Linked DNA regions of Homo sapiens: all the other regions are linked to region 3. A link is a loop called in an ENCODE intact Hi-C map of the cell type or tissue named here. Cell type or tissue: PC-3. All regions are shown on one strand. Region 1 holds the start of LOC124902907 (a long non-coding RNA gene). Region 2 has its middle 49 kb from the start of PTHLH. Region 3 has its middle 280 kb from the start of FAR2.

The links. Hi-C counts contacts between places; a loop is a spot of excess contacts. Peaks named below come from ENCODE experiments on the same cell type or tissue, not always from the same donor. Only the 100,000 strongest peaks of a DNase experiment are listed, where the experiment ranks them.
Region 1: it touches region 3 in a loop (2.4-fold over the local background); 6 of 110 quality-filtered maps call a loop at or near these places.
Region 2: it touches region 3 in a loop (6-fold over the local background); 2 of 110 quality-filtered maps call a loop at or near these places.

The regions. Positions count from the first base shown.
Region 1 is chr12:28,768,984-28,771,483 of GRCh38, reverse strand. The region is part of intron 2 of LOC105369711 (a long non-coding RNA gene); the gene reads left to right. LOC124902907 (a long non-coding RNA gene) reads right to left here and starts at 685. Exons shown (of 4, transcript XR_007063256.1): 1 at 628-685. In PC-3, no CTCF peak of the experiment used is centred here; a DNase peak (open chromatin) is centred at 943; H3K27ac peaks cover 1,579 bases.
Region 2 is chr12:28,020,578-28,023,077 of GRCh38, reverse strand. No RefSeq gene overlaps it. Among named protein-coding and RNA genes, the nearest start is that of PTHLH, 49 kb to the right of the region's middle. RefSeq lists an enhancer at 1-39. In PC-3, no CTCF peak of the experiment used is centred here; a DNase peak (open chromatin) is centred at 1,177; H3K4me3 peaks cover 1,161 bases; H3K27ac peaks cover 2,500 bases.
Region 3 is chr12:28,868,063-28,870,562 of GRCh38, reverse strand. No RefSeq gene overlaps it. Among named protein-coding and RNA genes, the nearest start is that of FAR2, 280 kb to the left of the region's middle. In PC-3, no CTCF peak of the experiment used is centred here; a DNase peak (open chromatin) is centred at 1,192; H3K27ac peaks cover 2,104 bases.

The DNA.
Region 1 (2,500 bases), 99 kb after region 3:
TAATATGAATTAATTTTTTAAAAAGCAAATGAGAGCTTAGCAAATGAAACTGATAATCATAGTTCAAAAGTTTGGATATTAATCCTTGATATGAGTTGTTGCTAATAAATCTTTTGGAAAAAACAGTTTACCTGACATTCTTTTTTTCAAAAAACAATTATATTTGAAATTATTTTATACCTTTAATTTAGGGGCCACCAAAACCTTTATTAAGTTTCTGATTAATTATTCTGTCATATTAGCCACACGCTGGTGTCCACAATCAAAATCAAAGAGTCATCTTAGGCTGATACTGGTTCTTCATACCCCACATCCATGGTAGTGGTCAGTTTCTTCCTTCATAATGTCTAAACATCATCCCTCTCTTCCAGGGCCTCTTCTTCAGGAAATATTTTCACAGTCTCCTTACTGACTACCCAGTCTTTTGTAGCCCTTTAATCCTTTCTACACAGCAAGGTCAGATTAAATCCCTCTGAAGCTCCACTTTCACCATGCTTACTTCCCTAATGATTTAAGAAGGTACAATGGCTATCTATTGCCTGCCACATGAAATCACACCATCAGCTAGCTGGTATAACTATATTAGTCAAAAAATTAACTGTCACAGTAGCACTCACAGACAGATACCTGAGTACAGACAGGACTCATAGAGGGTTACATCCTCCTGGGCTGGTTATGAGCAAGGGGCTGGTCTTGGACAATATGTTTTTAGGTACATTCTATTTCTTAGACTGCCCAGTAGGCTCTGGAAAATTGATTCATTCTAATAACACGCATGAAGACAGCTATTAACTAGGACACAGATTTCTTAATTTTCAGTGGTCCAACCACTACCAGGGCTGGGAACAGGACTGGTCAGATCTGAACAGGGCACTCCCTTCCTGGTGAGTGGTTCCCCCGGGAGACCAGACTATTTATCAGAGGGCGTGTAGGAAGCACAAAATCGAAAAAAGGAAATTGATTGTTGCTTGAAGGAAATATGCGTCATACTTATACAACCCAACCTATTGACCTTCTCCACCCAAGGGACAGCTCAGACTATGAAGGAAACAGAACTATCCTTATCATCTAAATCAAAACACCAATATCCCTTGGGAGTGATGAATAAACAGGGATGGTTCTTTTATCTACTTGTTTGTGTTAGTTACCTATACTTAAAAACAAACAAACTAAATGTACTTATTGGTTTCCCAACTTCATATCATTATGGTACCTCTTTGTGATATGTTAGTACATTCAGCCTGACTTTCACTTTAGGCTTTCTTCCTAATGAAGCAAAATTTCATAAATAAGCAATTCCTAAATTACAATACAGTATGAGATAAAATTACACAAATTCCAGTCATTGCCTGGTGTTAAATTCTTGTGCCTATTTCATTGAGTGTGATTTCCCAGCCTTGTCTCCAAAGATAAAGATTTATCTGACTTCCATTCATATATTCCTATCCTATCACCAAATGGCCCTGAAATTCACTTCCACTTCGCAAACAATTTACCCAACTCATAGAACCCTACCAATATTCTGTTTCCTCCACTCAGTTAACTCAACAGTTTTTTTTATTAAGAGCTTGCTGTTTTCTACACACTTTGATGGAAATCCAGGCAAGTAGATGAGGAATGAAGACACAGAGATAAATAAGAAAAACAAAGGCCTTGCTCCCCTGAATGAAGGTGTCAGTTGGTGACACAAACAATCACAGCACAATTTGCTAAGAGATGGAATAAGAGGTAGCCATTGGCCAGGCGCAGTGGCTCATGGCTGTAATCCCAACACTTTGGGAGGCCAAGGAGGGTGGATCACCTGAGGTCAGGAGTTCGAGACCAGCCTGACCAAAATGGTAAAACCCCATCTTTACTAAAAATGCAAAAATTACCCCAGCATGGTGGTGTGTGCCTGTAGTCCCAGCTACTTGGAAGGCTGAGGCAGGAGAATTGATTGAGCCCAGGAGGAGGAGGCTGCAGTGAACCGAGATCATGCCACTGCACTCCAGCCTGGGTGACAGAGTGAGACTCTGTTTCAAAAAAAAAAAAAAAAAAAAGAGGTAGCCATTATGTGTGGAATAATAAAGCTGAGAAGAACATGATTCACTTTATCTTGGGGAGTTATCATGTGCTTGGGGTGACACCTAAATGTGATCCTTAAGAATAATGATCTCCCCAAAATGCCCGCACCCTAATTCCCGGAACCTAGAAATATGTATTATTATGGGAAAAGAGATTTAAGGTTGAAGATGAAATTAAGGCTGCTAATGAGCTAACCTTGAGATGGGGAGATTATCTTGGATTATCTGAGTGTGTTTTATGTAGTCACAAAGGTCCTTAAAAGTTGGGGAAGGAGGCAGAAGGGTCAGTATCAGACTGATGTGATATGAGAAACTCATATTGCTGAATTTAAACATGAAAGGAAGCCAAGAGTCAAGAAATGCGGGAACCCTCTTGAATTTGCAAATGGCAAAGAAACAAATTCTCTCTTCCAGAAAGGAACACAATCCTAGTATTG
Region 2 (2,500 bases), 850 kb after region 3:
AGCTTTCAGAGGCCTCCCCAGAAGTAGATGCCAGTGTTAGGCTTTTTGTACAGCCTATGGAACTATGAGCCAATTAAACCTATCTTCTTATAAATGACCCAGTCTCAGAAATTTCTTTATAGCAATGCAAGAACAGACTAATACACACAGGCACCCAAATAATCTGCATCCAGGTTTCTGATCCACAGAAACTAAGAAAATAAATGTTAGTTGTTTTAAGCCACCAAGTTTTGGGGTAATCTGTTCTGCAGCAATAGCTAACTAATGGGGTAATAGTTATAGAAACAAAGAGTAACCCGCATCCACAATGTCTTTATTATGTGTCTGAAACTGGACTAGATGTTTAACATGCATCATTTCATTTATTTCTCACAATGCTATGAGATATTATCGTTATCCCCGTCTTACAGGTAAGAAAACTGAGACATAAAGAGGCTGCTTGACTTATTCAAGGTTGCACTGCTAATAAATGGAAGAGCTAGGACTGAAGCCCATGTCTGATTTAAGAGTCCTTGCTCCAAAATCAATGAATACCTCCTCCCAGGCACATGCAATGAGCTTCATGCAACAGAGAAAGTGTATAATTCCCCAGGTGACCAAGGGAGAGAGTCAGGCATTAATGCCTGAAGGTTTTAGAGAAGTTTTTGTGTTTATGTTGGGTCTAGAAGAATAAGAAGCTGATCAGACCTCTAAAAATTGAAAGTCCATTATAAGACTTGCCTAAGCGGACTGTCATGTTCAAAGGCATATGAGGTAGAAAAATCTCTTCAAATTTCAGAACTTCTGGTATAAAGTTCAAAGCTATGGGAGATGAGGCCATGTAAATAAATAAGGCTAGATTGCAAAAGGGTTTTCTCCTGTTAAAAACACAAATTTTTAATTGGGTTACTCTTCCTTTATCTTTCAGCTCTTAAATATAAATATTAATTCAAAATCATGTCCAAAAAAACACAATTTAAATTTCCAGATCGTGTAAGTTAGGCTTTGCAATTGACCAGAATTTTTATTTGAAGTTTTAGATTCAGATTACAATAGAGACAGTTCTAAGAAATATTAACTTTTTCCTTTAGTGGTCTATGACAAGTAAATACATAACGAACAGAGCTTACTGTTTGTCAACATGACTAATTCTGTAAATATTATCTCAGCCTCTATGATTTCATTGATTTAACGTCAGGTGTGTGGTTTCATCTGTCTCAACAAGCTGCAGATCTATTGTGTCTTACTTGGGAAATCTGTGGCCTTGGGTACCGGAAAGAAAACACTCGCAACATTGAACTCTCATTTATTGAGGCAGTAGCTTTTATTGTAGAAAAATATAAAATTGCAACTGATATTTGTGATGTCAAACATTAAGTTTCTATACACCCAAATAGATCTCAGGTAATTGAAAGAATTCTATTATCTTACAGTAGAAAAACAATCAGAAATGCTAATATTTAACAGCATTGTAGAGGAACAATAACTGATTCAACTTTAAAACATAAAGAAAATAAAAACAAATGTATAGAGCTTTTAAAATCTAAAAGTAGCCTGGGCAACATAGGGAGACCCCATCTCTACAAGAAATTTAAAAATTAGCTGGGTGTGGTGGCACGTGCCTGTGGCCCTAGCTACTTGGGAAGTGGGAGGATCACTTGGGTGGAAAGGTCAAGGATACAGTGAGCCGTGACCGTGCCACTACCCTCCAGCCTGGGTGGCAGAGTGAAACTCAGTTTCAAAAAGTAAAATATAAAGATATTATGCTGTAATTTGAAAATAGGAGAGCAACATGTTGCAGCAGTCATTTCCATTAAATAGGATAGAAGGTTAATATGTATAAAGAACTCCTGAAATCTATACAGAGAACCCCAATATGCAAATAAGCAGTCATAGTTATTCCCAAAATACCTATTATATTCCCAAAATACCTATTATATTCCAGATGCTTTGTTCATTCTCTCATTTAATTTTTTCAATAATCATGCAATGTCTTGATTGTTATTCTAGTCTTGCCGCTGAGAAAATTGTAGCTTAGCAAGATTAACTCACCCAAGCTTAGTTAGTGGCAGAGGCATCTTTTAAATGGGACTCCAAGGTCTGTATTTTGTCTGCCATGTCATTCCATGTAATTGAAAGCATGAAGATCACGAACAGACTCTATATAGCTTCTGTACTATATTATCCTCAAATATAACCTGAGTAAATTAAAGCAACTTGCAGGTAAATGTTAAGCATTCTAAAATATCTTTAGATTTAATGATAACACAAATATTGATATAGGTTTGATAATGGAAGGAAGGAGTAAATCTTTTACCACATCAACATTGTGATTTGATAAAACCTAACTGGAAAGAAACTTGACAAGCACTTTATAAAAAAATTATTTGGGACTGTCCGAACATCACATTCACCAAAGCCTTTCCTGGTATCTCCGTGCGCAAACAGAATTATGTACCTTTCCTCTGTACCTTGAAAATATTGACCTCTATGTCCCCAATCCATCACATGTGACTGAAAC
Region 3 (2,500 bases):
TTTGGAATATTTTAGTGAGCAAAATACACTAACATCCCTATACTTGCAGAGTTTATATATTCTAGTGGGATAGTTAAGACATACATACTCATGCCCATTTGACAGATCAAAAAATGAAGACTCATAAAAAAGTAGCTTGGAAAACAAGTTAACTAATAACAGATTTGGCACTGTGATTTAGAATTATTGCCCCAGACCTGGCCTGGAATGAATACACAAATTCATGGTTCTATCTTGAAATATATTCAGAGCCTCAGGAGGTAGAAAATTCTGTTCACACACAGTCCTTATTTAAGTCGGGCACAAGTCAGTCTAAGGACTGAAGCTGTGTGAGGAGGAAGAGCCACAAGGCTTTTATTTAAAGAATGCAGATTTATTAGGTTTGCTTCTAAGTCTGCATGTCACTTCACTTTCTTGGTGATTGCTGTGGGTTGAATTATCTTTCCCAAAGATACGTTGAAGTGCCCAGTAGTTCAGAATGTGACCTTATGTGGAAACAGGGTCTTTATATGGGTAATCAAGTTAAAATGAGAGCATTAGGGTGGGCCTAATCCAATATGACTGGTGTCTTTATAAAAAGGAGAAATTTGGACATGGAGACAGATATATATAGAGGGAAGATAATGTGAAAATGCAGAGAGAATGCCATCTACAAGCCAACGAATGCCTGATGCTACCAAAAGCCAGGAGACAGGTGTGGAACAGATTCTCCCTCAGTGCCCTCAGAAACAACCAGTCCTGCTGATATCTTGAGTTTGGATTTTTAGCCTCCAGAACTGTGAGACAATACATTTCTGTTGTTTCAGCCACCTGGTATGTAGTACCTTTTTAATGGCAGCCCCAGGAAATGAATGTAGAAATGATTACCACATTCAATTTCCCCTTTTCCACATAAGGTCACATTCAAAGACCCTGTTTCCACATAAGGTCACATTCTGAACTACTGGGCACTTCAACAGAGCATGTCAGTTTCTTTCATGTTCTTATAAAACGAAATCATCTTTTTATTTTTATGCCCCCTTGAGTTCTCCCACATTTCCCTAGTCACGGACACAGATTTGCTGAGGTTAGAGATGGAAGATAAACAGGTCTCAGGCAAGTATTATACAGACACAGACGGAGTGAATGTCTGCTCCAAACACCTCCCCTAGTTGGTCACTCACACACTCAGCATTTCATAGCTCTGGGCAACTGTCTATAAATGACGGAATACCCAGCTCCAGAGATAAAGGAGATCTGTTCTCTTACTGTTTATTGTTAAGTCTGAAATTTTCAAAAGTTGTAGCCATATGACTCATGCAGTTAACAAACCCACATAATGTGAGAGATACAAGGGAATAAAGCACTCTGACTCCATTTGTACCAAAAAAACCCTCCAAATTGACGATTTACAGAAGAAAAAAACATGAAGTTTTTTCCTAGTGCACTCCCTTTGAAATTCACAGAGAAAGAGCTTGTCTTGCATGCACTTAGACACCACCAGTCAAAATAAAGGATGAAATTGGGAGAAATTGGGATAATCTGAATTTCAGATGATTCTTTTAGTATCTATGGTAGTCAATTTATTTATCATTATAAGTCAGTGTCAAATTTAGGAATGAATAAGTGTGACCATTAAAAGAATGAAAAATATGCCAACCTGTTGGACCGAGTAAGCTTCTTGATTACAAGAAATCCCCAGTATATAGTATATAGTAAATGCTCATCGTAATGTTTGTTTCATTGTAATGAACTAAGAACTGATGAAAAAGTAAAATAGAGACCTTCTTACATACTTCAAAAAGGGAGCATGGACGTAAGGAGGAGAACGGGAGAGATGAGATGTACTAAACTTACTGTGCCTGTCTCATGGTAATTAGTTTGCATTATGATGAGTTTCACAGCACAGGGTGGTTTACAATAATCTCAATGTAAGTGAATGTTTACACTGACCATGCTGAGACGCCCCCAGGAGAGCACTTGAAAACTTCCAGTTACGTGGTGGTATCTGGCAGGCTCAGTTTTATTAATAAAACTTTCAAGTTACCGCATTTGAACTATAACATTTCATTCCCCTTGTGTATATGATAATTGCCACAAAACTGGTTTTGATACCTGCAGTATCAGTCTTTTCTACCACTTCACTCACCAAAGCATTTAAGGTCAATTTAAGGGTCTTAAGTTAATAAACTGTAGGCTTGCAATGGGCTCTTTTATTTAACACTTTGTTATTGAGAACTTGCTAGGTGAACTTGCTAGCTATTCTGTAGGTGCTACAGGGACACAAAGAAAATTGAAATAAGGAAATGGGTAATGTTTTATTCTGAACCAAGTTGTCTCTGGTGTACTTTCCTAGGAAGAGTTGACCTGGGGCTGGATGCAGAGACTCACATCTGTAATCTCAGCACCTTAAGAAGCCAAGGCCGGAGGATTGTTTGAGTCCCTGAGTTTCAGAACAGCCTGAGCAACAGAACGAGACTCCATCTTTACAAAAAAATTGTTTTTTAAAAAAGAGTTGACC